Regions from separate parts of the Homo sapiens genome. Here region 2 is linked to region 1. Evidence: read pairs that join two places in POLR2A ChIA-PET (ENCODE). Cell type or tissue: IMR-90. All regions are shown on one strand. Each heading gives the region's core, and the rest is flanking DNA. Links, peaks and the distances in the headings are about the cores only.

Evidence for each region. ChIA-PET counts read pairs that join two places held together with the same protein. Peaks named below come from ENCODE experiments on the same cell type or tissue, not always from the same donor. Only the 100,000 strongest peaks of a DNase experiment are listed, where the experiment ranks them.
Region 2: POLR2A ChIA-PET joins it to region 1 with 5 read pairs; 4 of 35 experiments call an interaction of 5 or more read pairs at or near these places.

Annotation. Positions count from the first base shown.
Region 1 is chr5:107,637,485-107,653,884 of GRCh38, forward strand. The region is part of intron 1 of EFNA5 (ephrin A5); the gene reads right to left. Among named protein-coding and RNA genes, the nearest start is that of EFNA5, 25 kb to the right of the region's middle. In IMR-90, for the core only: no CTCF peak of the experiment used is centred there; no DNase peak of the experiment used is centred there.
Region 2 is chr5:107,695,331-107,711,730 of GRCh38, forward strand. No RefSeq gene overlaps it. Among named protein-coding and RNA genes, the nearest start is that of EFNA5, 33 kb to the left of the region's middle. RefSeq lists an enhancer at 727-1,235. In IMR-90, for the core only: no CTCF peak of the experiment used is centred there; a DNase peak (open chromatin) is centred at 10,481.

The DNA.
Region 1 (16,400 bases), core at 7,059-11,058:
ACAGCAAGGCACTGTGTGTGTGTGTGTGTGTGTCTGTGTGTGTGTGTGTGTGTGTGTGGGTTTGCTTTTCAAGTATGGTACTGAGTTTTTAAAGTATATGGATTAGGTTATTTTTAGTTGAAATTTTTCAAAATAAAAGATACATATAGTGTATGTGTGTGTGTATATATACATAAACTGATTATATATATACTATATATAATCAGTTTAAATTTAAAAGCCCCTACAGATTATATATAATATATAATTTATGATTATACATAATATATAATCACATATGTAATAATATATATAATCAGTTTAAATTCAAAAGCCCCTACAGAGAAAACAAAAAACTAAGCTAACAGTTTATTTTTATTTATTTATTTATTTATTTATTTTTGACGGAGTCTCACTCTGTCGCCCAGGCTGGAGTGCAGTGGCACTATCTCGGCTAACTGCAAGCTCCGCCTCCTGGGTTCATGCCATTCTCCTGCCTCAGCCTCCCAAGTAGCTGGGACTACACGCACCTGCCACCACGCCTGGCTAATTTTTTGTATTTTTTTTTTTTAGTAGAGACGGGGTTTCACCATGTTAGCCAGGATGGTCTCGATCTCCTGACCTCATGATCCGTCCACCTTGGCCTCTCAAAGTGCTGGGATTACAGGCTTGAGCCATCGTGCCCGGCCAACAGTTTACTTTTTTAGTCCACTTTTGCATTTCAACTACTTCTAATCATAGATAACCTAAGGGTTCCTGCTTTCCAATCCACACAAGAAATCTTATCAGAGATACAACACCGCGTGATCTCACTTATATGCAGAGGCTAAAAAAGTAGAACTCATAGAGAGAGAGTAAAAAGATGGTTTCCAGGGACTGGGGCGGGTGGGTGAAGAAAGTAGAGAGATGTTAGTCAAAGAACACAAAATTTCAGTTAAGTGAAATAAGTTCAAGAGATCTATTATACAACATGGTGGCTACAGCTAATAACAATACATTGTATAGAGTTGACCTACTGCAACCACAAATTCAAACAGGCATGGATCAAAAATATTTTTAAAAAAGTAAGATATAACAATACAAAAATGCAAAATTTAAAATACAGTATGACAACTATTTACATAGCATCTATGTTGTATTAGGTATTATAAGTAACCTGGGGATGATCTAGATTATACAGAAGGATGTGCATATGTTATATGCAAACATGATACCATTTCAATTTTATATAAGGGACTTGACCATCTGAGGACTTTGGTATCCATAGAGTTTCTGGAAACAATCCTCCACGGATACCGAGGGATGAATGTACTTCAAAATTTCTAACAGAATAGATCTTAAGCGTTCTCACTATACACACACATACACACACACATATACACACACAAAAAAATAAGTATGTGAACTAATGCATATGTTAAATAGCTTGCTTTAGCCATTCTACAATGTATACATACATCAAAACATTGTAAACCATAAATACATAGTTTTTACTTGTCAATTAAAATAAATGGATTTAATAAAATAGAAAAAAGATACATGTGGTGTGTTGCAGAATACTGTAAAAGCATATAGAAAGCACTCAGGTAGTAAAAATTCAGCCTTCAGTTATAAAAGCGTTTCATTTAAAACACAACATATTACTTCGGTGATTTAACATTTTCCCATTTTTCTCTATCCCATACCCACCACACACAGAATAACCTACATAAGTTAGAATTTTAAAATGGGGGGTTATTATTTACATTTTCTAGAATACAACTAATTTGGAAAAAGTCAGAGGAGCAGCAGTGAATTGGCAGCATTCATTTGGTAAATTCGGTAAGATGACATATACCTGCTTAAACAATAGTGCTAGCAGCAGAAGCTCAGTGAAGTGCTTAAGAGCACAGACTCTGGAACCAACTTCCACGGTTCATAATTCCAATTCTGTCACTTACTAAAGGTGTAACTTTCATCCAATAATCTCTCAATGCCTTGGTATCCTTAACTGCAAAATGAAGATGGCAGTAATAGTACCTACCTCATAGGGTCATTAGGCAAATTACATGACTTTACATATGCACAGTGCTTGAAAAGAGACTGACACATGGGAAGTGCTATGTAATTTTTATTTGTTTATCTTAAGGCTATTGTGCAGACTATAAATGTATTAAGTGCCCAGCACAGGGCTCAACTCAGCAGTGTGGTAGCTGGTAGTAGTATTTTTTTTCTAATGGCATAGGTTAATAAGAGCAAGCGTTACCAATTATTAGTGCCTTTGTAAACAGTAAACAAATAAGCCTCCATTTCATTATCAAACAAATGTCTATTAAAACACATTTTTTGTTTCTTAAAAAAAACCCAGTGCCAGTAAGAGTGTAATGAAACTATAAACCGACAATATTACTAAGAATTATACCATGTTAATAGTTTGATCCCATAATCCTAATACTGCACCCTAGAGATATACTAAAATATAAGAAAAGCTTTAAGCCAAAAAAATTGTTTAAGTTATTTATGTGTCACTTATGAAAAACTGAAAACAATATAGGTGTCTAACAATAAGGAACAGTAGGTCAGTATTTGAAAATAGGAGGTTTGGGATATGCCTCATATAACTAGATTTCTCCATCTTGGTCTGTCAGTGGTTATTAATATATCAAAGATACTGAGAGGCTGAGACTTAACGCCATTTTTTAATCTGCATTTCCCAGACACACTGGGTAACGGAAACTTTGGGGGAAGGTGGTTTCCCATTGAACTAAAGTGCCCAGGAACAGGATGGCTAATCTCGATGATAATATATGCAGCCCTTGACAAGGATAGTTTTCAGTATCATTCAGCCTGCTTCCAGAAGTATGAGAAGAATACTCATTATATCAATGTTAAGAGAAAAAAAAAGGCTAGACTCAGTCAATTAATAGCTAAGCATATGAGAAAAGCTCAAATCCCAAAATGATTTGTAGAATTATGTGTAAATGTTATTTTAATGTGAAGCTACTTCTATAGTGAAAACAAGTTCATAATCGTGACATTATAAAACCAATGTGATTTAGTGATAGCAAGTCTTCTGTCTTCCTGATTTGGAAGTACAGTTTGTTTATCTGGTTACTTTAATAAGGCCTGAGGGGCGAATCCTTACTGAAAGTGACCAGTAACAAGAACACAGAAAACAAACAGAGAGATCATTCAGCTTCACCAGAGGAATACATGGAGGCAGCCAGCCCTGTCAATTTGGAAGAGGCTAATGAAACATTATCTGCAGGTGAGCGGACTGTCTTGCAGTATTACAGCTCTAAGCTACAAATGCTTTCCTAACCACAGAGGTAACCGCTATACAGATACTTTGAAAGACAAATGAGAATGCTGCCACATGCAAGGTCAATCACAAACAACCTGGGTGTCTCTCCTTCCCCAGGAGACCAGGACCTAGGGAGCCAGTGGGTATACCCAAGCAGGCCACACCAGGTCACTTCTCTTACATTTCTGAGTTTCAATTTTAGCAACCTGGTAGGTAGGTAGGTAGGCAGGTAGATAGATAGATAGATAGATAGATAGATAGATAGATAGATAGATAGACAGACAGACAGACAGATAGATAGATAGAATGTATGGATATGATTAAAAATAGGCTGGGCACGGTGGCTCACACCTGTAATCCCAGCACTTTGGGAGGCCAAGGCAGGTGGATTGCTTGAGGTCAGGAGTTCGAGACCAGCCTGGGCAACATGGTGAAACCCATCTCTACTAAAAATACAAAAAATTAGCTGGGCATGGTGGTACGTGCCTGTAGTCCCAGCTACTCGGGAGGCTGAGGAGCAGGAATCACTTGAACCCAGGAGGCAAAGGTTACAGTGAGCAGAGACTGTACCACCGCACTCCAGCCTGGGCAACAGAGTGAGACTCTGTCTCAAAAAAAAAAAAAATGTAGAAATAAAGCTCACACACATTCTGGAAACTGCTTTTCCTTGTGTCGGAGAAAATGAGTAATCATCAATTTCCAGTGCTTATAATTTTCTGATTAAGGTTACTATGGTTTCAGGAAATCACTGTATGCACAAGAGCATGGTAGGCTGTGGACTACCTACAGGGGAGAAAAATAAAATCCTAGTAAATAATAGACAGTTCACTTTTGTCTAGGAAGTTTATTAATACATCAACTCCCAAGGTATTCTGGGATGATGATTTTATTTGATGCAATACATTCTATTTAAGGATTTTCTTTTTATGACCTAATGATGCATTTAATTTTTAATTAAATTTCATTTTAAAGTATAAATATGTATAAAAGCCAAAGCAAGTGTACAGCATCTGTTCATTGCATCTGCACTCACTACCACAAAAATTAGCCTTAATCTAAAGAGGCACAAATGGGTTTTTATACCAACAGGAGGCCCAAGTATTTAAAAATCAATGACTGTCCACCCAGACAAAGAACAGCTGTTTCCTATATTCCAGCTCCATATCAAGCCCATGCTCAACCCAATGGCTAGCCTAAAACTGCCCATACTCTCGTTTTCCCCAGTCAAAACTGTCAAAAAAGGGCAGTATCTAAAAGCCATGAGCTGGATTAAGTGGAGACAAGGCAGAGAAGGCCTGGCCCAAACAGATGGCATTTTAAGAGACACCCTCTATCACCATCATTCAATGACTTAGTAAAATCATAATCAATCTTATTTCCTGTGTTCCCAAATCTACTTAATGAGACATTTCACTTTTGTTTAAAAGGCCAAGGAGGGGACTGTAGGGATTGGAGAGATTTTGGTCAAAGGACACAAACTTTCCCTTAGACAGAAGGAATAAGTTCAAGAGATCTATTGTGCATTATAGTGGCTATAGTTAATAATATATTGTATACTTCAAAATTGCTGAGAGCAGATTTCAAGGGTTCTCACCACAAAAAATAAGTATGTGAAGTAATGCATGTTAAATAGCTTGATTTAGCCATTCCATGATGTATACACATATATCAAAATATCATTTTGTAGACCATAGATATATACAATTTTTGTCAACTAAAAAAAAAAAAAAAAAAGCCAAGGAATGTCAAGAGTGAATCGATCGATTCTCAACCCTCCAAAACAAGACTTCTTTCCCTGGAACGCAAGTGAGTTCTAAAATATTTCATAGACTGGAGAATATCACCACTTAATCACCACTTAATTGGGCAGTTATAGCATTCTCTAAAATATGTGTGTTTTTACTTTCCTGAAGGACATGAAACCAAGATGGTAGAAGATGGTATGAGGAGAGAAGAAAAAGTAAAATGTTCGCAAAATGGAGAGAAAGAAAGAATACGGGGAGTGGTCATGGTTTTTAAAGGAAGCTCCTTGGCACTAGGATTTTCTATTAAGTCTTTTAGGGATCACTTTAAACAGAGTTCCATGGTGGAGAGTAGGAAGAAGAAAAATCTTAGAAATTATAGATGAGAAGACAGATTTGTGTTTTGTGTGTCATCTAAAATGTCATTTTGTCCATTTCCTCACCTGAAAAAAAAAAAAAAAACTAATCTAGACGATCTTGAAGGCCCCATGTGGTACCATGTTTATATACTTTTCCTGATTGAGTCTCAGAACTAAATTTTAAAAGGCATATATTGAGACAAATCAGTAGGTAATATAAGAAAACTATTAGGAGGGCCTCAAAAAACAACAGGAGGCAACAGCACATTTCTCTTCTAACACGGATGCCCCTGCACCGGCTGACTTAGTCCTTTAAATAACTCCTAAGTAGATCTAACAAATGAAATCAGAATCTTGCCATGCTAGTGCCCCCATTGTGCAGGGGTGGGGGTCCCATCATAGGGGTTCTGATAAGCACTGGACTGTATGGACTTTAGTGGTAGCAATTCTGGCTGGTCATAGATTCAAATCCAACCATTTACAGGAGGATTTGTGGGTTGTGAGTCAAGTGGGTTGAGAAATCATAGGAAGCACCCTCTATTGACTGCACAGAAACCCATCCCTCTATTGATTGCTTCCTGATCATTCAGGCCCGTGGACACCCTGCTTCAGTGATCTGCCATCTGCAGCACATCCTGGGGTGCTCTCCAGACACAACCATCTGGGCCCCCAAAAGGGTCCCATGGTCCCAGCCTGAAAGGTGATTGTCTCCAGAAGCACCTTCACTGTGTTTCAAGCATCAGGGCTTATTAAAACCCCGAAGGGAAGTAATCCCTGAATGCCACTAAAAGATCTCCAGCTGGTACCATTTATGAAGTAAGCTTGACGAGAGGGGGAGTGAATGGGGGAGTGGGGACAGGAAGGACCAGAAGAGAGAAGAATTTAGACAAGGGCAAGTTATCCAAAGAGAGCCCCCATCAAAAAAGAGTCATGTTTTATCAGCTTAAGCTTTCCTGCCTTCTTTCCCAAAGGTATTTCCCCCCTCAACTCTCATTAATTCTTCTTTATAGCTGTCTATTTTCTTTAATAATAATAATAATAATAATAATAATAAAGGCAGCACATGGCTAGAGAAAGTCTGTGTGTGAAAATTAGAAAGACTTTTCGGATGAATTACCTGGAAACAACTGAACATGTCTTCCCTAGAAAATCAGGGAGGAAAATGTTTTTTTCATGGAAAAGAATTAGAGTAGCTCTCAGTATCTGTCTCTCCCTTCTCCATTCTTTGGGAAAAGTCTTTTCATCTCATTAAGTTAAGCTGATTAATAAAAATTCAGCAGTTTGCCCATGGATCCTTTAGAAGTGGCGATACAAGCTGAAAGATGCAGGCGGAAGGTTTTTGTGCTGGAGACAATACAGGGGATGACTTCTTAAATCCGTCGTCGTCATCCTCCATTAGTGATAAATAGTCACCTTGGCTCAGATTCGTCAGACAAATACTATATTGCTACTTGTTATCTTCTAGTAACCTTCAGAAAAACTTTAGTGTTTACTTAAAAAATGAGGAAAAAAAAGAATCATTATGTAGAAAAAAATGAGAACATTTTGCTTCGTTTCAAAAATTATTTATTCAAATTAGTGAACAAAACATGGTCTATCGGAATAGGCTCATTAAACAGAAAAAATACTTGCATCCAAAGAAATCTCATATGTAAATAGAAACTTGTATATTTTTTGCTGTAACAAGCAGACAAATCCAGTTATTTTTTCATGAATAACTGTTTATTTTGTCATCAAAAAATCTTTGTTAATTACCTAGTTGGTAACTGACACATAATAGATGCTCAATCAAGAGTTTAAGAAGTGAATTTCCTCAACAAATTTTAAGTGACTACTGTCTACTTTTTTCTGTTTTGTTTTTTGTTTGTTTTTTTGAGACAGTCTTGCCCTGCCACCCAGTTTGGAGTGCAATGGTGCAATCTCGGCTCACTGCAACCTCCGTCTCCTGGGTTCAAGCAATTCTGCTGCCTCAGCCTCCTGAGTAGCTGGGATTACAGGCATGTGCCACAATACCTGGCTAATTTTGTATTTTTAGTAGAGATGGGGTTTCTCCAGGTTGGTCAGGCCGGTCTCGAACTCCCAACCTCAAGTGATCTGCCCACCTCAGCCTCTCAAAGTGCTGGGATTACAGGCGTGAGCCACCACGCCTGGCCTGTTCTGTTTTTCAAATTTTAAGTTCTGGGATACATGTGTAGGATGTGCAGGGTTTTTAGGTAAACATGTGCCATGGTGGTTTGCTGCACCTATCAATCCATCACCTAGGTATTAAGCCCCACATGCATTAGTTATTTAGAGTCAATTATATAATGCCATGACTTACAAATGTCTTCAGCTATCCAGACATGGGTTAAATACATCCAGAAAATATATATCTATTATGTGAAAAGCTTCAAACAAGGGGACATAAAGATCAGTAAATCTGCCTTGTAGAAGTTGAAGTAATTTCCGGGCTACCTTTAAACTTGTGTAGCACTAAACTGTTCACCTGTATTTTATCCAAAGTATTTTTCCCAACTGACCGAATTAAATTTGTACTACCCTTCATAATTTGTTTAAAAGTCCTTGTAAGTGGCATTCACTATTCACATGTTAATAACTCTGCCAAATTTATATCTAGCAAATCTTGGTATGTATAAGAGTGTTTTTAGTGCCATTTAAACCAATTTATTCACACTATACTGAATCAAGTTTTATAGTCAATCTAGTCATTAAATTTACCCTAAAACACCAGAACAAATAAATATTTTTGTCTGATTCTCACTTCAGAAAGATTGGGCAGGGGTAGTTCTTTTCATTCACATCTTATGGATATTACATATACTTAAAGTCATGAATTCTTTACAGAACAGCCCCCAAATGTTTAAAAGTGTTAGGCATGTTTAAAGATGCAACTCTTGATTTGGAGATTGCTAAAACAACAATAAAAGACTTATTCTAAACCTTGATCAAATTAGCTACTTAGCTATTATTGTTTTCTCCAGATAAATATGGATTCAGTACCAGTAATAGAGCCAAACTCATTTGACCACATATTCCCTGTGGCCTGAAGCCGTCACCTGTTTTGCCATCGTCAATCTATCTTTTCAAATACCTAAGAGGCTGAGACCAATGCAGCTGAGAGAAACAATGGATAAGGATCTATTTACACTTCTGCTGTGAAGAATAATCATAGGTTAGCTCTGGCTTCCAATTAACAAATAAAAAATTGGTTAACTAAAGCACAGCTCTTTTTCTGTGAAATGATAGGTGAGCAGAATCTAACAGACACTATATGCTTAGTAATTAGTATCTAAGGTATAGGAAAAGAGTACGCAGTTGCAGTCTAGAGATGGAATGTACAGCATGATGACTATAGTTAGTAATATTGTGTTGTATACTGAAAGTATGCTAAAAGGGATAGATTGGATAAACTGACTTCCTTGACTATGGTAATTATTTCACTCTGTATATCAAAACATGATATACATATATCATGGTGTACATGTCGTACATCTTATATACAAAATATTTTTGAAAAATTTAAAGATACTATATGCTTAAAGGCATTATCATTCTCATATTTTAAAAATTCTACAACATGCCTACTGTGTGCCAAGCACTATGTTGACTACTGTAAACAAAAAGAAACCAAGTAGATTATAAGTATCTGGTATTAATGTCCAGTGAGGTGAGATAAATATTACTGAGGGATAGTAAAGGGTAATACTGATTAAACATGTTGGTACTAGTTCTTCCTTTTACAAATCTACTTGAGTTCCTGGATCTCCCTGTAAACACTGAGACAGAAAGGGTCACACATATTGACTCATTTTGTGCATATCTTATTGAAATGGGAAGCTGTTGAGAAAACATTCAACTGCTTCTGAAAAAAATATTTACATGGTGAGGGGGATACTTCTACTTACTATCAGTGGGTACTATCACTGAAAGTGGTTCTTAATATAGAATGTCCTTGACCACAAATAAATTTTTTTAAAGCTTATTTAAAAAGCTTCATTGTATGGGATTTTCCTGTATGAGAAAAGTACAGACATTTGGGTCAGTTCTCTAAGTTTCTCCAGAAATAGTATTTTATTATATATATTCCACTGAAATTGAGACTTTTGAATATGACTGTCAGTACATTGTAGGCAACTATTAAGCATATTTTAAATAACATATCAAAGACAATTATGAAATGCATAAAGCCCCTATAATGCAAAATTTTTTCAAAAATAGCATCTCTGTGATGTTATCACCCTGACAATATAAAACACAAGAAAATGAAATATAGTTGATAAGATTATGTAAAATGCAGTATATGTATGTATTTAAGTAAAATGATTTATTTTGCATCTTAACAAAATATCAACCTATTTCTATCATATTCAATTCTGGAAATTTAAGAGCCAGACAAGCAAACTTCTTGGTGTAAATATGTAGCTACTATATACACTTTCTTCAGCATCTCACAATGCATCGTGGGTATAACTGTCTACAATAAATTAACAGTAACTCAATATTTATAAAAGAGAAACATAGTTCAAAATCATAGCCCCATAACTGGCATTGCAATTATAATGAGCTCTTATTTTATGAATATCTTTCAATGAAAATAGCTATATTGGTAACTGGAAATAATTATTAGTAAAACAGACCTACTTTAATGCTCATTCTGATAATCAAAAAATTTAAGATTACAGAATTATAAAATAATGGAGAGGAATAAAATAGATTCCACAAAAGTTCAACTTGGATTAAGTTAAGTTGAACAGCTTTTATTAGATAACAAGGAAATGAAAAACATTCAGTTCATGTCCAACAAATTACTAAATGCAGAAACACCAGCAAACACACATTTTACTGTCGGTAATGGCTGCTGCTCACAAATCAATCTACTTGGATGAGAACAAGCCTAACCTCTAAGAGGACACATCACTGTGCTCTGTGACTGTGATTAGTCCACCGAAAACTCACACTGTCACAGGAAATGGGGTGAATCCAGTCCAATTTACCCATGAAACTGATTAGGAATAATTTGACTAGAAACTGCAGAGAAAACAGACCCTGAGTGGGCCAGGCAACTCCAATAAATGAGGTCTATAAGCAAAGCTGTCCAAAGCAAGAAGGGCATTAAACAGGTGGATTAGATAATATTTAGGCATTTCTGTTTATATATCTATTTCTATACTTACCATCATCTTGATGCAAACGCATTTAGTAACTTACTTAAAGTTTCACTGAAAAAAAGTTTAACTGATTTTTTGCCTAAATCATTCTTGCAAAGAGAACTGGCATCTTGGAACTTACTTTAAAGAACCAACATGTCTTATTCACTTAGGTTCTCACTGATTATTAAAGCAAGTTTTGAAAAGTTCATTTCATATTATAAAGTTTACTATGACATTATTTATATATTTTTAATAATCACATGAAAGATATGTATAAAATTAGTTGAGCTTTGTCAAAACATGCAATAAAAGGGTGTGACAATGGAGTCATATTTATGTAACTAAAATACTTATATTGCATAATTGTTTGCTGAATTAAAATACTATATACAAGTACCCAATGTTTAAAAATTCTTATTCTACTTCTTACTTCCTTCCAAATGCAAAGGGAAAACAAATGAAAACCAAATAGTTTCAACTTGTGGTACATTTTATAGCTGTGAATTGAAAACATTTTATTCTAGGCTCTTCTTTTTCTTCTTTTGAAGCACTTAGATTTTTTAAAACCATTTTTAATTCTTAGAATTAGTCTAAATTAAGAGTTTACTCAGATACAGCACAGTTGCGATCTCCCTGCGTCAAACTTCAGGATTCAACTCATCAACTCTGATAAGGGATGTTGGATGGTTTGGGTAGTTGAATATATGTCACACATTATTTTTATTACTGACTAATTGTAACTTCAGTGTGGTTTTCCAGATATAAATATTTAAAGCCATGTCTGAAAACAAAACAGAAAAAAAAATCCTTTTAATAAAATCTTTAGAGTCATGTTTGAAAGTAAAAAAGAAAACTTCTGTGTCCTCTTCAAAAGTTTACACAATGTAAATATGTATGTATTAGTTCCTCTTAACTGAAAAAACAAAGTTGGAGGGTTGGGGAGAAGTAAATCATAAGTTTTTAAAAAAGAAGTTTTAAAGGCTGATAGATTAATGAAGTTGAAAATGACCTCCCAGAAGACAACAATCCCCTCATTTCACAGATGAGGAAACACGACTTGACCAAGGTTAAGTGACTTGCCCAAGGTCAAACAGTTAAATAGTGTCAAGGCCTTACCACATCTCGGATCTTCTAAGTGAGATGCTCTCGCCTAAGAGATCGACTAATTCAATCACCTTGTAAAGATGAAAAACAGAGTCCCAGAGCAATCGATGACTTGATTAAGGTAAACATCTAGTTGGTAGAAAATAAAAAACCTGACTCCAGGCCTTGGTATTTTTTTAAAAGATATTTTTTCATCTTCCAAACTGATAAAATCAAAAAGAATAATTTTCTCACAAATCAATACATGAATTTAGTTAGGCTGGCAAAACATCTGGCAACAGGTAGCCAATAAATTGAAATGAAGAGAGGCACACTATGGGCAGACAACTCATAGGCTAATCGTCAAATGACTAATTCTCCATGTTAATGAATCAGAATAATAAAAATGAATAATATGTAGATTTCATGGATCCAAAATTATGCACCATGCATTTTACATGCGTTTACTTTCTCACTGAATCAACACAATTTTGCAAATTATACATCCTATTTTACATAAGTGAAAATTGAGGGTTGGAGAAAAGAGGCAGCATTTGATCCCAGGTCACCTCAACTCTAAAGTTAGACTATGCTCTCTCTTTGACATATCTCTGTATAATTATATGGTATTTTTATATAATAATACAGAAATACATTTGAAAGTATTAATAGCTAAAATTTATTGACCACATACTATGCGCCAGGCATTTTTCTATGCTTTATGTTTAATAATACATCATTTAATCATCACAGTAACTCTATCAGACAAATAGATTAGTATTTCCATATATAAATGAGAAAGATGAAACAGGGAATGATTAAGTAACTTGTCTAGGACCACAGCAAGTAGTCAGTGGAGGAGCAGAGAAGTGTACCCAGAACCAACCCACCTCAAGTTCTTAAGCATCATGGGCCAGCCCTTGAGTATGGTGTTTTTGCCATGACTCAATCTCTGACCTCAAGAATCTTAGAATCTAGTAATGGGAACACATGCAAAAATGCAGATAACATATATAAACTATAGTATAACTCATATACTAATATTACCCATATAAACAACTAAATTAGAAGATGGGGTAACAACTTCCACTGCAGAGGTACAAACAGCTATGCTAAGGAATGAATTGCCTAATGTTTGCAGACACGCAATTCAACGAAAAGACTTGGGTTAGTCTGGCAAAGCAGAGAGGTACATAATGGATAAAGTGTCAAACCCTTTCTTCCCCTTACTTGTTGTCTCTCTGGAGATTAGGTGAGAACCTGATCCACTCACTGCCTATCAGGAGACTTCTGTCTTTGAAACTAATCAGGAAGAATTTACTGGCTGTTAAACTCTATGGCAAGAACTCTTGTGAAGGAATGAAACAAAAGGAAGGGAAACTAAGATGAAAGTGAGGGATTTGGGACACAAAATAACGCAGAGTCACTTCAAGCATCTATGTATTGTTCCCTATAGCTTAAAAATGATTATTTCTTGCTCAAAATGTGCTTATAATACAGAAAGCAAAATCTGCATTTAAAATTCTTAAGTAAAGGTATATTGTTATTATGTAAACCAAAACTGACTTTAAGTGAAATAATTTAGGTTGACTATAGAGGAAAATTTCCTGACTGTATGATTGCTAAATTCTAAAACTTTTATTCAGGGAATATCCAGAATTTCTTCTGAACGTCTTCAAAAATAGCTCTATACCTTTGCCAGCCTTCAGGAACCAAGCTTACCTGCATGCAGGCAAGAAGGGCCAGTGGTATGTGAATCCCTAGCAATTTGGTTGTATATACAGATTGTACATACACATGGCCTCACAATTAGCTCCAAAGAACCAGTCCACGAAACATTTAACCTCCGGTTATACTAGTTATTTGTAGTGGATGCCAAATTATGGCTTGCTACCTCAGTCCATTAAATGCTCAACAAAGAGGAATAAAAATGTGCATTTTTAATGCTCTTTTCATATTAGCATATAGTCCCTACCATTCTCCTCCACTACACCTCCTCGGAAATTCTGCCCCAAGGTCACCCTTCAACATTTCATCAAGTTCTGTTAGACAAACTGTATCACTCCACATAGCCCAGCTGAGTGGTAAGGGCCATTTACTGGCCAAGGGACCTTTGGCTAGTATAAAGTATGTAAAAATCAGTTTTCTCAGCAGCAAAACAAGAATTATAATACTTCCCTCACAAGAGCTTTTGTCAGGATTTTTAAAAATGATGATTTAGTCTATAAAGGACTGTGCTCAGACACAGTAAGTGCTCAATAAATGGGAGCTATTCAAGTCAATTCCTAGAGGGGCACATAAGTACTTCTGTGGCCTATAAAGCAAAAATGAATCTCTTCCACAGCATTGTTTCTATTCGCCCCTAAGTAAATGCCAAAGCCTGTACTCTAACTAGGAAGGTTTTGAAAACATGATTCAAAGAGCCATAGGGGGTCCTCGCAGGCCTCTCAAGAAGCCTGGGAACAGAGCACAGCCGACCGCCCAATCTCTCCAACTACAACTTGATGTTTGCTTGGTGGTTTGGCATTTGTTTTTCCGTTTTACACATTAGACTTTCGCTAATGATTTTTGTGAACAATGGTTTTTTGGCAAAAAAAAAAAAAAGCTTTGAAAACAATTGCTTAATCCACATGTCAGGGAAACAATTCAGATATAATAGAGCACCCTAAGTTTCATCTGGAAATATTAAAATTACTCTGATTTTTATCATCTCACCACTTAACCACTTACAAATGAAGCCTAATTTGAAGATCTTCAACATTTACCAGTATTCTGTTATATTTACAAAGCAATTAAACAGTGGCTAAGATATACAACAGTGCAGAACAATTCTAATACATATTAAGACCCTGTTAATCCATCTGTTACAAAGAACAATGCAATATAATGGTCCTCCTTCCCCTACTAAAAATGCAGCCTCGTGTATGTGTGGGAGTAGGAAGTATATGAGATATCTCTGTACCATCCTCTCAATATTGCTGTGAACCTAAAGCTGCTCTAAATAAATAAAGTCTTTAAAAAGTCAAAAACAAAAATCACAACCTTAAATTCACACTCCACAACTTGACCAACCTACCTCTTCAGCCCATGCTGCAGGTACTTTCACTAGATCCCCTCCACCCTGAATAAACTACTTTCTGTTTATTCCCCAAATCCATATACAAGGTTACAGCCAGTAGGCCTTTGCTCCTGTTCCTAAGGATCCCTGGAATATTCTTCAGCTACTTGCCCCATCTCTTTTAAAATCATATCCATTGTTCAAGGTCTAGACTAAATTATTCCTCTCCAGAAAGTAGTTTCTGATACCCCTGAACAGATGTGCTTTCTCTCTCTCTGTCCATAGCATTTCATGCTTTATTGTGACACTATTGTTCTAATATATTAGTGGCCTGAATGAAGCAGAACAGTTTGATGATTGCCTTGGCAGTCAAAGAATTTTCTAATTGTCCTGGTATTTGCCTGCATGTGGTCTTTAGCACTGATATGTTCACATCAAATATCACAGAAGACTACAAATTTAAAAGCATGCTTACAATATCAGTGGAAATGAATTAACAATCCAAATATGCTATTGGTTTTACTGTGTATTTATTAACAATTACTTTGTAGTCAAGACACAATAATTTCTTTTTAAGGATGTTTACTTTTCTAGTTAGTAAATGTACGGGATGGTTTTCACTAAAACATAAGTCAGCCAGCTGTTTGTTTGGGTTCTTAAACTGAATGGTAAAAATACAAGCAGCTTTTTCTCAAAGTACTCCACTTTAAACAAGGGAATCTGTTCCATATTTAAATGATTTAATTTTCTTTTTCTAAAAAAAAATAGTTTAAATTTTTCATATAATAAGAACATCTCCTCTTCAGAACTTTCATTTCAAATGGCATATGGTTCTCCCTCACCCATCTGATGCCCCAGGGATGCCAAGGCACTTAGGAGACCCAAGAGAGTGTGTAATCCGACATGACAGCTGAAAGAGGGAAGGCTGACAGAGGCATCAGAACAGGTACCAGGGAGGGAGAAGCATCATTCTGGAATCTGAGGGTTTACCCTTTTACTTTCTTCCAAGTTCACCAAAATGCTGCAATTTACATCTCCTTGAGAAGACAGCATCACTGACCCAAAGGTTTCACTCAGAAATGGGCTGGACCCACCAAGACAAGCAGCTTTGTGTACCTTAAACTTCACTAAAGCAGACAGACTGGTCAGCGTTTCTGCACTTCAGTCTCCTAAGTTCTCCATAACCCAGTGTAAGCTCCAGCTGGCTTTGTAGTCAGCTTCCCTTTCCTCTATATGGTGCATTTATGAGTTCGGCTGTGGGCCCTGTTAATTTCCCTCCACAGCCTTTCTTCTCTTCCTAACACATGCATACTTGAGCCCGCTCTGGAGTGCTGACTAAGGAGGAACAATAGGAGGCTTTGAGCAGGGCTCAAGCCCCAGACCCAGTCAATATTTACTTCAGTTTGGAGGCACTGTTTTAAAGCTCCTTCCAAGCACAACTCAACAGGGGGAGTCCCCAGAGGTTTCTAGATTTTATTTTAACTAGAGGGAAGAGGGGTATGGAGATAAATAGATTACTGTCCAAACCACTTTCTCAGAGAAAATAAGAGAGGCTGTTCAACAAAACAGGTTAGATTTTCAATACTAATTAGCAATTTATAACAAGAAAAACCAATCGTCTTCCAACACTGATTATTGCAGTCTTAAAACTCCATATTCAGGCTGCAGTGCAAATCTACTTAATGTGACCCATGTATATCTTGTGAGCAGAGTCCTGATCCTATCAACCACTCAAGAGCTTGCCAA
Region 2 (16,400 bases), core at 8,310-12,309, 59 kb after region 1:
TAATTGGTTTGTTTGTAAAACAAAGAAAGGATAAATGCTTGAGGTTATAATTATTAAGCATTGTATGCCTGTATCAAAATATCTTAAGTAACCCCTGTATATCGATACCTACTATGTACTCACAATTTTTTTTTCAAAAAAGTAAGACAAAACAAAAAACTAGAAGATGTAAGCCTTAAAAGATCTTATGGTGGCATAATCCTTACTACAGACAATATAAATGGCAAAAAATGTCAGGTACTTATCAAATGCTCAGTTAATACCAGCTTGTATTATCTATTTGTTAATGATGATCTCTCACATTTTAGGCACTATACTGGGTGCTCCAGTTGCAATTATTAACAAATAATCCATTCTATTCAGAAGTTCCCAGTCTAATGAGGAATACAAACAAGAAAAAATATTGCAAACTTTTATATATCCTATATTATATTGTTCTTATGGACCTAAAATATATTGTTTTTATTTTCTTTTAAAAAGTGTGGCATACCTCTCCACATCTGACACTTATTAGAACAATAAACAATAGTTTCCATTTTGTTATTGTGAAAAATGAACAGCAGTGGGATATTGAAAGGCAGTTTAATTCCTTCGGTTAAAAAAAAATGTTATTTACTAATATGCTGCAAAGGTGTTCAGTAATAAAAGTTAATTTAAAGGCACTCATCTGGCATTTATTTCTACATCATACTATCATTCTCACACAAAATCATCCCTGAATCCTTCCACAATACTTCATGATACTATGGTCCTTTATGTAGTTATGTTTGTATATATGCATGAGTGAGAGAGCAAATACGTTAATTTTTGAGCAGTCATAACATTTTTCCTTCCCCTTCCACCAGGCTTCTAAGAAGCAGCCTTGCTGCTTGGGCAGCTCCAAGCCTGGCCTTTTGTCCTGGTGATGAGAATAAGAGCAGAGCTGCACAATTTACATTTTAAAGGAAATGGAGCCCTGGCCCTGACCAATCCCAGAGGGAGGAGGAAGACAGAAGAAAAGGTTTACAGAAGCCAGAGTTAGGAATTAGAGTTTGGGGGAGTGAAGAGAGAAAAAGGAAACAGTGAACTGTTACCATGGCGAGCTGTGCAAGATGCTGAGATCTGAGACGAAATTGAAATACTGAGATATTGATAAGGGCTGAGGCGATACTGAGATCTGGAGAGAGAAGAGGGAAGAAGGCAGTGTGGGTGGAGGCAGGAAGACTCCTAGAAACCTTGCTGAGGGTTGTATAAGCTCTAGGTGATTTTCAGAGACACTGCAACAAGGATTTAAAATGCTTTTGTTAATTTATCCTGTGAGACTGGTGCTGCTACTGGCTATGTAGCCATGTGACACTGTGGGTGAGAGCAGCTCCACGCAGCCCAGGTTTCTCTGGTTCTGTGTTACTTCCCTACTGGACTCAGTCTTGAAAGTGAAGACTCTGCTAAACTTCTCTGCAGTGCAGCAGCCACTACGGTGGACCCTAGCACCCGAACCCTAGGGGATGCTCCATAAATACAGGTTGAATTAAATCATCAGGGTCTGGAAGTGGATTCATTGTAGGCATCTCTGAAAACGAAATAGGCACAGCAACCGATTGCATAAATGTGTCTGTGTGGCTCTATGTCGTGATAAAGTACCAAGCCAAGCAAGCATAACTTCCTACATTTTTGTGCTTGTGATGCCGACAGCTGTTGCAGACCTGGTTTACAGGTTTTACTCAGGTTTCTTGTTTGTTTTAAATGTTCAGTTGTCCTTCACAATAAATACATATTCTCAGCTCAAATGCACAAGCTTACTTTGCTGCAGCCGCCACCTCCTCTTGCCCCAGAATTGTGGGGGGCCGGGTAAACAGGGAGGAAATTCCCTAGTAGCGGGATTTGCCCACCACTTTGCCAGCACAGGCCAATTAAGGAAAGGGCAAAAGAAGGTATAGTCTCCTGGAAGCCTGGGAGAAGCTGCAGAGTTCTGGGTAGGCTGCACATTGGAATCACTGGCAGCTTAAAAAAATGAAAACACTTGTTTAGGCCCAATCCAGAAAATTCAAGTTGAATTCCTGGGCATCTGAAATTTTTTAAAGTCCCAGGGACTTCAGAGACAGAAACACTCTCCTCATCCTCCTAACCAAGTTGGAGTCTTCACTTTCCACATGATGCAATTGGTTATGCCTGCAGGCCTCTAGGCCTCTACAATTTAGTTAGTAGCCTGGGGCTGTGAATCTAAAGGAAGCTTTGCTACTGTTACTTTGACCCTAACTAGGGAGATCTGATGCCCTGGTTTGCCATGGCCAATCCCAAGTCATGCTGTTATCTTGGAAAAATTATTAATAGCTCCCACTTTTACTCTTAGAAGAGTCCAGGTTTGGATGGTAAATTATATGGTCACTCTATACATAACATTTAAGGAAAGCCAAGCCTAGGATAATGTTTACCTAGGATGTCTTCCAGCAACAATTTCAAAATTCTTTCACTCTTTTTCTTCCTCAATTGTCTTTCTTTCCAGTCTTTCTCCTTTCTCTTTCGTCAGATAAGGCTTAAATATCCTCCAAACAGCTCATTTCCTCACCTCACTCCTCATCCCAATCCCCTAGAAATTTTTCTTCTCATCTCCATGTTTCTGGAGTCCATGTTGAGACTACAGCTTGAAGATTTTTTATCTTGTTTGCCTTGTTTGGGGGCAAGGAGAGAAGGAAGTGTCCTGAAGCTCTGTGTGGCCAGACTACCCTGGACTCTTCCCCAGACCCTGGAAGACTAGAGAAATGGTCTATCAAGCATGATGTGTACAGGAAATGTGCTATGGCTGACGAGCGAATCAGGCACTGTCAAATGAAGACTGAGCCAAGTGTGAGGCTCAGACCACTACCAGCAGAGGAACAAGTTGACCCATGGGTCTTCTAGATTAAGCGAAATCACAGACTTCTCACAAAGGAATGCAAGGGCCAGAAACGGCCATCTTATTGGTCCCACCTGTCCTGTAAGGTTTTGAGCTCAACGTTTCTCCTTGAGTTGGACTCTATACTTTCAATCCAAAAGCCTGTGTCTGATATTTCTTGCCCTTTGATTCTGGGTTTGCATTTTCTCTACCTTTGCTTCATGTCCTAACTCCCACACATTGTATTAATAATACCACCAGCTTGGACTGATGCTTACCTCATGGAGCTCTTCCTGGATTCCATTTATATTTGTGGTGATTTCTCAATAACATAGGCCAGGACTAAGAACTCACCACTTGGGGCAAAGATGATGCACAGTCTAATTCAATGGCAAAGAGCCTTTGACATGGTTATAAATGTAGTCGAGTTTCCTTCATTTTTACTACCTGGTCTGTCCTCTACTCACCAAAGTTCAGATTTCTCTGCAGGGGTGATACTAGGAAGCAGACCGGAGCCTCTGAATCTGCTTTTACTTTATAGTGTGGCTCTTCCCTTGACTCCTTCCCTTCCATTTAGTCACAGCTCAATCTCTACTCTCAGCGCATTTTCTCCCACCCTCCAAAATGGCCTCAGCTCCTTCTCATATGAATTGCTCTATTAGTTTATGCAGCAAGGATTGGGTTACGTTTACCAACAAGCACTTGCAGTTGCAGAACTCAATTGCAATGGAGCAGGGGTCTATCCCCTTAAATGACTGTAGTGGGCAGACCCACAGGTGTCCAATAGGCTGGGTGCACACTAGAGCAAGCTGGCAGGTGCCAGACCTGTCTAAAGCATACATTCTCCTGTAGTAGACTGTTGCCATGGAGGAATGCTGGCCAAAAAAGCCATATCTTTTCATTTTTCAGAAAAGAAAAATAATTTAGATTCTTATGAGCAATCTACTAATTTTTAAGAATATTGGCAACTCATTTAAAAAGATTTGAATTCCATCTAATCAGTGAGTAGAATCTTGTTCTCTGGCTGCCAGTTTCCAGTGGTCTTTGTAGTGTATTGAAAGATATGCTTTTATGTGATGTGACTTTAAGATTGAAAAATCATCTGAGGCAACCCAACATGAAGTCAAGTGGTGTGAAATTCTAAAGAACACCCCGGAAACCTACAGATGCTGGTATTTATGCATGAAAACAACAGTAGCAACAACGGGGATTCCTATTAAGTGACAAACAGCCACTTAAGAAAATCTTTTAATGAAAGGATATTTTAAACATCCCATAAAAGGTCCACTGTGCATTCTTTTGTGTGTGAACACTTCATTTTTCATAAACATAAAGCCTCTAATTGTCTTCCATTTTAAAACATCTTCGTCAGCAAGGATATCAAGCAGACAGTTACAGGGAAAAATAATGACACTGTAAAGGTTGACAGTGAAATCAGTTAATCTCTTATCCCTTATGACAGTTTACATTTTGAGTGACAACTAAGGTTATCTATTTTGCAAATATTACAGCTTTATTCTTGAGCAAAGTGATAGGAAAACACATCATTTTCCACTGTACACTGGACATTATCTTGAAAAAATAAACCAGATGTAATGTTTTAAATACAAATATTTCAACATGGGATGGGAAAAATGGCCAACTGATTAAAACTCCAGACCAGGGTTTTTCAACCTCAGTACCATTGACGTTTTGGGTCTTTGATGGGGTTCGGGGTGTCCTGCAGGCTGTTCAGCATTATCCCTGGCCTCTACCAACTAGATGCTAGCAGGACTCTCTCCCCAACCTGTTTGTAACAATCAAAAAAACATTGTCAGACATTGCCATATGTCTCCTGGGGCCCAAATTTGCCCCCAGTTGAGAACCATTTCTCCAGAGGAATTGTTGGACTTCGCAACTTGGATTATGATTCTCCAAGAGAGTCTTAAAGTGGCAGTTCACACAGTTCACACAAGAGGAGAGAAACTGGAGAAAGCATTAGCACTGGCTTCTTCTGAGTCCTCAGCGGCATCTGGGGGTTGAGAAGGACAGTCTTTGAAGCATGAACAGTGAATATATACTGACAAGAAAGTTATTGTGGAGGACAGGAGGGGTAGGCCCCAGATGGAAAATCCACTCTTCTCCTTGAAAATAATGCCTGAACAGGCAGGAACCAATAGAGATTAGGCCAGCCAGTGACATCTCCTGGTAGATTCCAAACTACAGATGAGGAACTCCAACTTTCCTCCAGCCAAGTCTGAGGTGAATTTAACATATTGAAAGATGTGATGATACAGAAAAGTTAGACATTTAATAAGGAGTTCCTTTTCTTTTCATTTTGGAAAGAAAACATTTTTCCAGAAAAACTTGAAAGGTTATAATAGTGGTTTGAAATCAGTAACTCTCAATTTTTTCTTTGTGGTTATGGAAGAAATCATCAATTCCATCTCTCAGTAGAACCTCATAAACACAATAGGTCAAATGCCAGAACAGAAATTAAATGGCTGTGTGATCCTCAAGGGAAGACATACTTTAACTATGAAGTATTCACACCAAACCATGAGAGCAGCACAGGAAAGAGAATGAACTAGAGTATGTGGTGTTCATATTTTCTGTTTTGACAGCACTGTTTATCAAAATAACTACAATTTTCAAAGAAAAGACTATTTAATTTTTACTATATTGCTTTTCTGTCTGAAAGGAACTATAAAGAATAAGTTCACTAAGTTTTGGGTTGAGTTTTAGTTGATTTAACATGTTTCAGCACAGTTAAATGTTTCAACATGCTATCTTTTAGTATTCTTTTTGTGAAATTTTGTTAGCTTACTATCTGTTTTGATGATACTGTAATGGTAGGTACCTTTCATTATACATTTCTCAAAACCCATCAAATGTACAACACAAGAGTCAACCCTAATGTAAACTGTAGACTTTAGTTAATAATGTATCAATATTGGTTTATCGGTTATAATAAATGTACTGCACTAATGCAAGATGTTAAAAATAGGGGAAACTGTAAGGTGAGGTAGGAGAGGGTGTGGGTGGAATTTTCCATACTTTCCACTTACATTTTCTATAGACCTAAAACTGCTCTAAAAATGAAAGTCTATTAATTTTTTTAAAAAATCAATTAATTTTTAAAAACAGTCTATTAGTTTAAAAATCTGTTTTGTAAATTTTACAATAAAAAACCCCAACAGTATTAAAATTGTCCTTTAAATCAGGCTTTTGGGAACTGAGCCTCATTGCTCATTGCCCTTCCTTGCTGCAAGATGACTGCCCAAGATGAAGTGGAATGAGGACAGAACTTCCTTCCTTGTCCAAGCCTGGCCACTGAGCACTCTCATCCAAGCTCCTGGAAAATAGAATTGGAGTACTGCAAATAGTGGACCTCACACTGCATTATATTTTGTGTTTTCTTCATTTCAGCAATTTTATATGCTTTTATGTTTTACTCTCACAGAATTACTTTTGAAGAAATATTTCCTCATAATTTTTGTAATACATTTTACACGATAGGTAGAATTTGGGTTTCTAATTAATGGTATATAATACTAGCTAGAGAAACAGTAACTTATGTTGAGAGAGAGAGCTTTTTCTTGGTCTTTATGCAACAGCAAAGAAGTTATTATGCTGAAATACAGTAAGTGTGTTTTCTCAGTGGCATTCTATTCACCTTGTTGTAAAAATATATATATAAGTCTCAGTTTTAGTCTCTGGCACAATGGGAGATTTTTCAACATAGAAGCTTCTTGGCTGGTTGTCACAGAGGAATCTCTAGGCTAATTAAACCCTCATCAGTCAGAGGAGGGCTCAGAGCAGGGCTTCATAGTAGCTGCCCTGAGGGGAGCTAGACAATCTAAAGAAAGTTTTCAATGATCCTGTATTCAGAGGATAGACTGTCTAGCTGCAAGGCTAGAGCCTACATTTATGACAAAGGTTCAGCACATACCCAAAGCAGCTAATAGTAAAGGCAACTGAATTCAAGAGCAATCTGGAGTTGAAGAGTGCCAAATACTTACAGAGTTAGGAGGCACAGAAAAGTGGTGAACTCATGAGCTCTGGAGTCCATAGAAACTCGGGTTCTACTCCAAGCTGTGTAAACTTGGGCAGGTTACTTCACTTCTTTGGGTCTCAAATCCCACATCTGTGGAATGAGAAAAGTTGAGGTCATGTCTCTCAAGAGCCAGGTAAAGTATAGTAAGTGAGGGTCATATTGCAGTTGTTAAGAGTAGTAGTAGCAGTAGCATCAGTAGTTACATCCTGAAAAAGGTGCACATTTCCAAGAAGTTGAGACGTAACTCAGTGGAAAGTAAGGAGGCTGGCTTACAAGATGGAAGCTTGTATTTCCAAGGCAGTAGGAAGGAACAAGTCAATGTTTTGAGGTAAGACTAAGAAAGGGAATTTCATTTGAGGAATTTATATGAAGTACAGTTGATCCAGTGTTATAATGTAGGGAATGCTATCCGAAGCTTTGGTAGAGCAGTGCAAAAGGCAAAAAGAGAATTCGTTCAAGAATCAGAAGACCTGAAGTCTAGACTAGGCTTTACCTTCCGGGTCCTAATTCCTCTCCTGGCTAGCTGTGTGACACTCTGGGCAGGGCAAATCCTCTCTGGGACTCAAGTCATTCATCCATGAGATAGGATGTGTGGTCTCTGAGAGTCACTCAAGCCTTGTGGCAAATATGAATCTACATGCTTGGGCAGAAAAGTGGCATGATTAAAACAGTAAAGCAATTGCTTTACCAGTTCTGTGCAGAATTGATTGAAGTGAAAAATAATAGAGGATTGAAAAGAAGTTACATTTACAAAGTAATCTCCCGGTGGCACAACAGAAAGGACTGGATCTCTAAACTTGGTGCAGAATGGATATTAGAGGCCCATGAATTGAGAGAGTGGCAATCACATGAAAATTGCTGAAACAGAAAGTAATTATTTGTAGAGGAAAGGGAATATGATAAGCTTATTTTTCAAAGATGTTAAGTGTCAGGACATGGCAGGATATCTTTAATATTGATGAATGACCAATAAATTAGATTTAGTGGTTTGATATAAGTAGGATAGATGTTACACATTTTTATTACCAATTTATTGTATTGAAGATTTTTTTTAAAAACTGATAAAATTCATATAAGAGCACAAAGGTCCAAGGACAGCCAAGACAAATTTGAAGAAGAGAAACAAAAAGGACGGATTCACTCCATTAGATATCATGAGTTCGTGTACTACTTTATCAACTAAAATAATGTGGTGTTAGGAGAGGGTCAACACATCCATGAATGGATTCACAGAACCTGCTCTTACATCAGACCTCACTATATACAGATGAGACCTTAAAAGACAGTGGGCGTTGTAAGTAACTTTGCTATCCATATGAAAATAATGTAATTAGAACCCTACCTCATGTCGTATTCCAAAATAAATCCCAAATGAATTAAAGACACAAATGTGAACACACAACAAATATATTTTTATAATTCGGGGATGGAAGGATTTCTTAAACTAAACACAGAAAGCATAAATCTTAAAGGGAAAGGTTTATCAATTTGACTACATCATTGCTGGTGAGAGCAATACATTTAGAGAGCATTTGGTAGTATACAGTGAAGGTGAAGATGCATATATTCTAGATCCAGAAAATCTAATTCTTGTTATAGACTTTAAAGAAATTTGAACATTTATGCATAAGGAGACATGCTGCACAGTACAGCTGTGAAAAATTGGATGCAACCTAAATGCATATTATTAAAATAATGGATAAGTAAATAATAATGGAATAGGATAAGTCAATAGTAATGGAATGTTCCATATCTATTAAATTTTTTAAAATCTTAATCCACATGTATTGATATGGGTAGATCTTAAAAATAAAATATTGAATGAAAATAAGATGTAGAAAATAAAATTCTCACGAAAAAATACTATATACCAATTAGGGATTCATATAAGTATAGTAAAAATATAGACAATAAATGGTCAGAATATACTTCTACTTCAGGACAGAAGTTATTTTAGAGAGGGAGAAGGAAAAATAATACCAGGGAAGAGATTAAACATTCTTCAACTCTAAGCACAAGGTTTTATTTTTTTAATTAATAAAGAAAATCTGTTCATATATTAAAATTCTTAATGGTATGTAATACACATTTGTTATATTACTGTTGATGTTTTTCTATATGTTTGAAATATTTCAAGATAAAAAATTAGCATTAGTAGCATGCTTTTTTCACTCCAGGAATTTAAATATTATCTGTGTATAATTGTTTGAATTTTAAGGTATTATTATTACTGTTTTGGAAGTGTTTGGAAATTCTACCTCAAATTTTCAGAATTTTTTTGTTTTAGTTCTTCATTTCCTCAAATTGTTTAATAAAAATTATATATGAAAGAAAACACTGATGTTACAAAGCATTCTTGGCTTATAAAGAAATTCACTGCATGGCTCCACTTCAATTTTGATCATTAATTACTAGATAGACAAGGAAAAATGAAAGCTAGAGTCCAGGGACCATTACCAATGGGAAGTATAGTATGTTAGTGGGTTAATAAAATTCGATTCACTAAAATTTACTCCCTAATACCTTTCAAACATGGAAGTGCTCTGTAAAATGAGATATACCAGTAAATTCCATAGTGTAATTCAGGCTCTTGGGACTTTAGACCCCTTTGATCTTGTCACAAATTGGCTCCTGGAAACCAGAAGGCCTCCAGGACTCAAGTCTCCAGGGACCTTACCCCTGAAGCATCTCAAAACAAATAAAGTGGCTGAGACAGACGCTGGACCCAGACAGAATGGCAACCATTTCACGAAATTAACCCCAAACGATATGAACAGACAATTCTCCACATGTAATTATGGTTTTTGTTATTTTTCCCCCATGAAAGCATTCTGTTACTTTGGCTTAAATGCAACAGATAGAGGTATTCAGCCTGGGCTAGCCATATTTCCGATCCATATTTCAATAGATTATCCTGAATTGGCCTCCTGGAAGCATTTATGCTGACCAGTTTTGAAAACCTCTTTGTCAGCCCTCACCCTTACCTGCTAACACCCGCCGTAATGGATGAAAGCAGGGGGTGACGATAATCACTGTCTGCTGCCCAGCCCCGAGTGAGCTGCCTGAGTCTGCACAACAGTCCGTCTGGAGAAAAAAAAAAAAAGAAAAAGGAAATAAGGGGCGTAATTCAATGAATACTTGGAAACCAAGCTCGAGGGTTTCTTTTTCCTTTTAAAGGAGTAGTGATATCAGAAGCAGGATTATGAAAAAGAAAGAGTTAGTAAAAATAGGATCTTTGTGAATTAGAATAGTGAGGCCATTTCAAATTGAATTACACAGGATCATGGCAATTAGAATTGGAAAAGATCTTTCAGTCTTTCTCTGTCAAAGCATGATTACTCCCAATGGGATATTCTTCCAGGCTTAGTCCAGTCCAATTTTGAATGATTCAAGTGATCGAGCCTTCTCAGCTTCTCTTGGGATATCATTTCTGAGTCTGAAATAGCTAATTGCTAGGAGATCCCCCCTCCTATTTTTCTTTGCCTTATTTCCATTATTCTGTTTTGTATTTCCCCGACTCACCTTAAAACTATTTGAATTTAATTTTAAGTGCATATGAGCAACACAAAATGACTAAACCCAGCTGAGGCTGGGTCATTATGACTCAGTTTATGTCTCTCACTCTCTTTCACACACACACACGAATATTTGCATATGCATACAACAAACATACATACATTCACACACGTATTCACATGCATACGCACACAATTAGAAAATGTTATGCAGCCACAATGTGATTTTTTTAAGAAAAGTTTTATGAGAAAAATTAATAAAGGCCCCTAACTTTTAGATCATTCATTGATTTTTTAAAAATCACAAAAACATCAATAACCTACTGCTTTAAAACTGATAGAGGCAACAAAGAGAAAACCTAAATGTTATTTTGCTTGTGAATATTTTTTAACATGAATAAAATAATATGATCTTTTAATATAGTATTATATTAACTATAATCTATTTAGCATAATTAGCATAAATAATATAGATATAAAATATGGTACTAATACCATAATTATATTTATAAAAAATATTTTATTCAAACTTTTTAAATCCATTGAAACAACACTGACTCACATATATATATAATTTTATGGATGGACTTGTTCTTACACTAAATATGGTTTGAGCTTTGAGTAAGTTTGAGAGCCTGTGGGAACAGCTTGAGGTATTCAAGGTTAATGGAGGTTGCTTAAGGGTATTTAAATTTGATCAAAGAATTTATATAGCTTTCCATGTCTTTTCCAAAGAGCTGCCCCAAAGTATTTTTCACACCTGTCAATCAACCAGCCAATATCCAATCAGGTAGGAATCTGAGTACTCGGAAAACAGAGAAAAATGTAAACAAATGATTTTAGCTTTCTTCAAAGTATGAAATTCATTGTTTTCATGGGCATGATTTTTTATATCATTCATTCATAAAATTTAATCTGGAACAAACCTTAGAGATCATGTAGCTCCGTGACTTTACAGTCATGGTCTGGAATAATTATAAAAAGAGTCTTTGCAGCAATTTAAACTTTTGAATTTGTCAGTTGAATAAGTTTTCATTAAATATGTGTATTGAACATGTTTTTACTTTAAATTTCTTTATAAATCTTCTAAAAATTATAGGAAAGGAATTTAAAAAAACAAAAGAAATGTGAGAGGAGATACTAAAGACACACACATTTTTTGGAAGATAAAAGCAAATGGAATAGTAAATAAATAAGCTGAATGAAAGAGCTGATAATACTTAACAATTTTGGAACATTCATTATGTGCTAAGCATTATTACAAAGCTTCACATAATTTATTTTAGTTAATATTATGATAATGCTGTGAGGTAAGTAACATTATCTCCATTTAATAGGTGATGAAGCTGAGGCAGAGCGAGTTCACAAGAAAGCTGTTAAGTGGTAGAACTGGTACATAAATCCAGAGAATCTAACTCTCACGGCTATACAAAGGGGAGTATCAATGACAAACAAGCTAAATTGCCCCTCCAAACCTTGAAAAGGCTCTGTAATTGGGGGCACTTTCACTGGAAGGTAGAAGGAGTGATTGACAGGACTAAAACAGAGTGATTAGGTGAAAGACTAGAAAGAAAACACAGGCTACTAGCTCCCTTTTACCCCTTCAAGTGGGGCAGAGGATTGGAAGATTCTTTATGGCAGAAACTGAATCTCCTTAAAACAATACTTGCACTAACTGACATCATGGGTTCCTATATAAAAGCCAGCTGAATACCTGAAGCCCACAAAGTGCCTAACTGTCTACACATCCTATCCATGTACAGAGAACTTCCAATTAGATTTTACGGCATCACTCTTGATGTCTATTTCTGTGGACCGCTTTATCTCTTGATAGTAGGTTGCTTTTCCCTTGCTTTTTTGTGTCTTATTATCTTTGATTGAATGCTAGGTAGTGTGTGCAGAAGACCAATGGAGACTGAGGAAAACATCATTTGAATATGTATGTGAAAAAAGTAAACCTTTACCTCTATCTCATAAGATACACAAAATTAGTTAAAGATGGATCATACACCTAATTATAAAAAAATGAAGTGTTTAGAAGAATTTATAGGAGAACATATCCATGATCCTATAGTAGAAAAAATTTCCTAAAGGGCACGAAAAGCACTAACCAAAAAAAAAAGTAAATTGATATGTTGGACTTCATTAAAATTAAGGAACTTGGTTCATCACAAGATATTATTAACAATAAAAACTAAAGACACAAATAGGATGGATATATTTGTAATAAATATCTGATGTCTGACAAAACGCTAATGAGATCATACAAAGAACTCCTTCAGATAAGTAAAAGACAACCTAATTTGTAAAAATGACTGAGAGACTTGAAAACAAATACAACAAAAGAGTATACGGAAATGTCTAAAAACATAGGAAAATGCACTTAACATTGGTCATCAGGGATACGACTAAAATGACAATGGGAAGTCACCATAAAACCACCATAATGGCTTAAATTGAAAAAACTGACAACATCAAGTGTTGGGGAAGATCTGGAGTAATTTGAACTCTTACACATTGTTACCTGGTGTGAGCATAAATTGATGCAACTATTTTGGAAAACTGTTCATCAGTGTCACCAAATCTAAACACATACCTACCACACAACTCAGGAATTCTCCTCCTAGGTATTTACCCAAGAGAATTTGGTACATACGTCTACCAAAACTTGGTAAAAGAATGTTCATAGTATTTTTTTTCATAATAGCCTCAAATTGAAAATTATCAAAATATCAATGGGAAAATGGATAAAATATTTATAACATGTATACACAGTGGAATATTTATACAATAGTTATTAAATTAACAGCACTTAGAATAATAATAGTAATTGTAATCACAATTACAATTTTTAAAAAAAGAATCAGCTATTACTACATGTAACAACATGGATAAATCTCATAGGCAACATTTTTAGTAAAAAACTACTTAGAAAAACATATATATTTTATGTTTTGTTTATATGAAGTTTAAGTAAAGCCCAAAATATCTATGGTATTATTAGTTAGGATAGTGATTACCTCTGGAGGTTATTATCTGGGTGGAAATATTCTATATTTTGATTGGATATTGTTATATAAGTTTATACATATGCAAAAATTTATCAAACTGTTCATTTAAGATCATCGTGCATTAATGAATATACATTACTTACTCCTTAATGAAAAATGTTAGAAGTTCTTTAAAAAAAAAATGGTCAGCTAAGGTCATCACACATTTGAGGAAAACCTCTAAAACAGAACACAGATAAAACAATAATTATTTTTCTCACAGAGTCAAGAGGCTACATATATGACATCTATGAAATAGTGAAATTTTTTTTAAAAAGATGGAGAACAAGAGATAGTTATTTAAAAAAGGATAAATAAAATGTAAACATTTCATATAAAATAAAGTTAAAGTTATCTAGAAAGCAGAAAAAATATTGTGAGATAGTCAATAAAAAATTAGATTTTTTAAAAATTTAGTTTCTCCAGGCAAACATGCTTATCACATGTCACAGTAGTCCTTGCCACTGATGATTTCACTCTTCTAACCCTGCAAAGGACTTGCGCATACTATCCCAAAACAAGGCTGCTGAGTGCTACAATACTATCGATGTGTTTTTTGGTCCATTTTTGTCAACTCATCCTCGTGTATGTTTCTTTTTCTCTCTTTCTCTCTTTTTTTAAGATATGGTCTTGCTCTGTCACCCAGGCTGGAGTGCAGTGACATGCTCATGGCTCGCTACAGCCTTGACCTCCCAGGCTCAAGAGATCGTCCCATGTCAGCCTCCCAAGTAGGTGGGCCCACAGGCATGCGCCCCTATGCCTGGCTAATTTCTTTTATTTTTTGTAGAGACTGGGACTTGGGCTCAAGCAGTCCTCCTGCCTCAGCCTCTCAAAGTGCTGGGATTACAGGCATGAGCCACCACACCTGGCTGGTGTACATTTCTCTAGAGTAAAAGAACCACAAACACACACACATACACGTATATGTGTGTGTACGTGTATACATGCTATACATATATACGTATATATGTGTGTATACATATATACGTATATATGTGTGTGTATACATATATACGTATATATGTGTGTGTATACATATATACGTATATATGTGTGTGTATACATATATACGTATATATGTGTGTGTATACATATATACGTATATATGTGTGTGTATACATATATACGTATATATGTGTGTGTATACATATATACGTATATATGTGTGTGTATACATATATACGTATATATGTGTGTGTATACATATATACGTATATATGTGTGTGTATACATATATACGTATATATGTGTGTGTATACATATATACGTATATATGTGTGTGTATACATATATACGTATAGTATGTGTGTGTATACATATATACGTATAGTATGTGTGTGTATACATATATACGTATAGTATGTGTGTGTATACATATATACATATATGTGTTTGTACATGTTTATACATATATACATACATACATGTTTAGATATACGTTTATATGTATATATGTATACACATACATTATATATAGTTATATACACATACATATGTGTGTATGTGTGTGTGTGTGTGTATATATATATATATAGAGAGAGAGAGAGAGAGAGAGATTATTACAAGGAACTGGCTTACATGATTATGGAGGCTGAGAAGTCCAGACCCAGGAGAACCTATAGTGTAGTTCCATCTGAGTCTGAAGGTCTGAGAAGCAGGCGAGCTGATGGTGTTAGTTCGAATCCATGTGGAAAGACAGAAGAAAAACTATGTCCCAGCTGGAAAACTGTCAGAGAGAAAGAACTTTTTCTTACTCAGTCTTGTATTCTTTTCAAACCTTCAATTGATTGAATGAGGCCCACCCACACTGGGAGAGACGGGCAAATCTGCCTGCCTGGGTCTACTGATTCAATTATTAATCTCAGCCAGAAGCACCCTCATAGATACATCCAGAATAATGTTAGACTATATATCTGGGCACCTTATGGCCCAGTCAAGATGCCACATATACTCATTCATCACACTTCATAACAACTATTTCTTCACCTATAATTGGCCACTATAATTTTTTGAACAAAATTGAGAAAACATATTCATTAACTTTTACATACTTTTATTTGGTAGATGAAGTTTCAAAAGATGGTCTATTTGAGAAAGAACATAAAAAATATGGTCCTTGGTGGTTAACAAAAATAAAATGGTAAGAGAAGTGGGAATAGTTTGACCCAGACCTTTTGATATGTCACAGTACTTATTATCATTTAACCCTCTGTATTGATCCATTTTAAAATATTGCATGTTATCATTTCAAAATCAATTCTGCTCATCTTAAATAAATCATTGTACATTATAAAAATTTGGATAATATGGTAAGACACAGAGAAAAAAATCAACCATGATTCTTCAGCACAGAGATGATTACTATCGATAGTTAAGAATTCTATGTTCTTTTTTCTCTGTCACCATATACACGTTTTGGAGGGCAAAACTGATATCATACAGAAAAATTAAGTAAATGTTTTTCCTTTAATAGTGGAAAATATTGTGGATCTCTTCTTATGTAGCTAGTGTAGATTTATAAAATCACTTTTTTTTTTTTGTTTGAGATGGAGTCTCACATTCTTGCCCAGGCTGGAGTGCAGTGGCATGATCTCAGCTCCCTACAACTTCTGCCTCCTGGGTTCAAGCAATTCTCCTGCCTCAGCCTCCTGAGTAGCTGGGATTACAGGTGCATGCCACCATGCCCAGCTACTTTTGTATTTTTTAGTAGAGATAGGTTTTGCTATGTTGGCCAGGTTGGTCTTGAACTCTTGACCTCAGGTGATCCACCTGCCTCTGCCTCCCAAAGTGCTGGGATTACCGGAGTGAGCCCCCATGCCTGGCCATAATATCACCCTTAATGCATAATATTTCATCATATAGATCCTCCATGATTTACTTGCCATTCTATTATTGTTAATCCCTAAATTTGTTTCAATTTAAAAATTATGATAAATGATATAAAATAT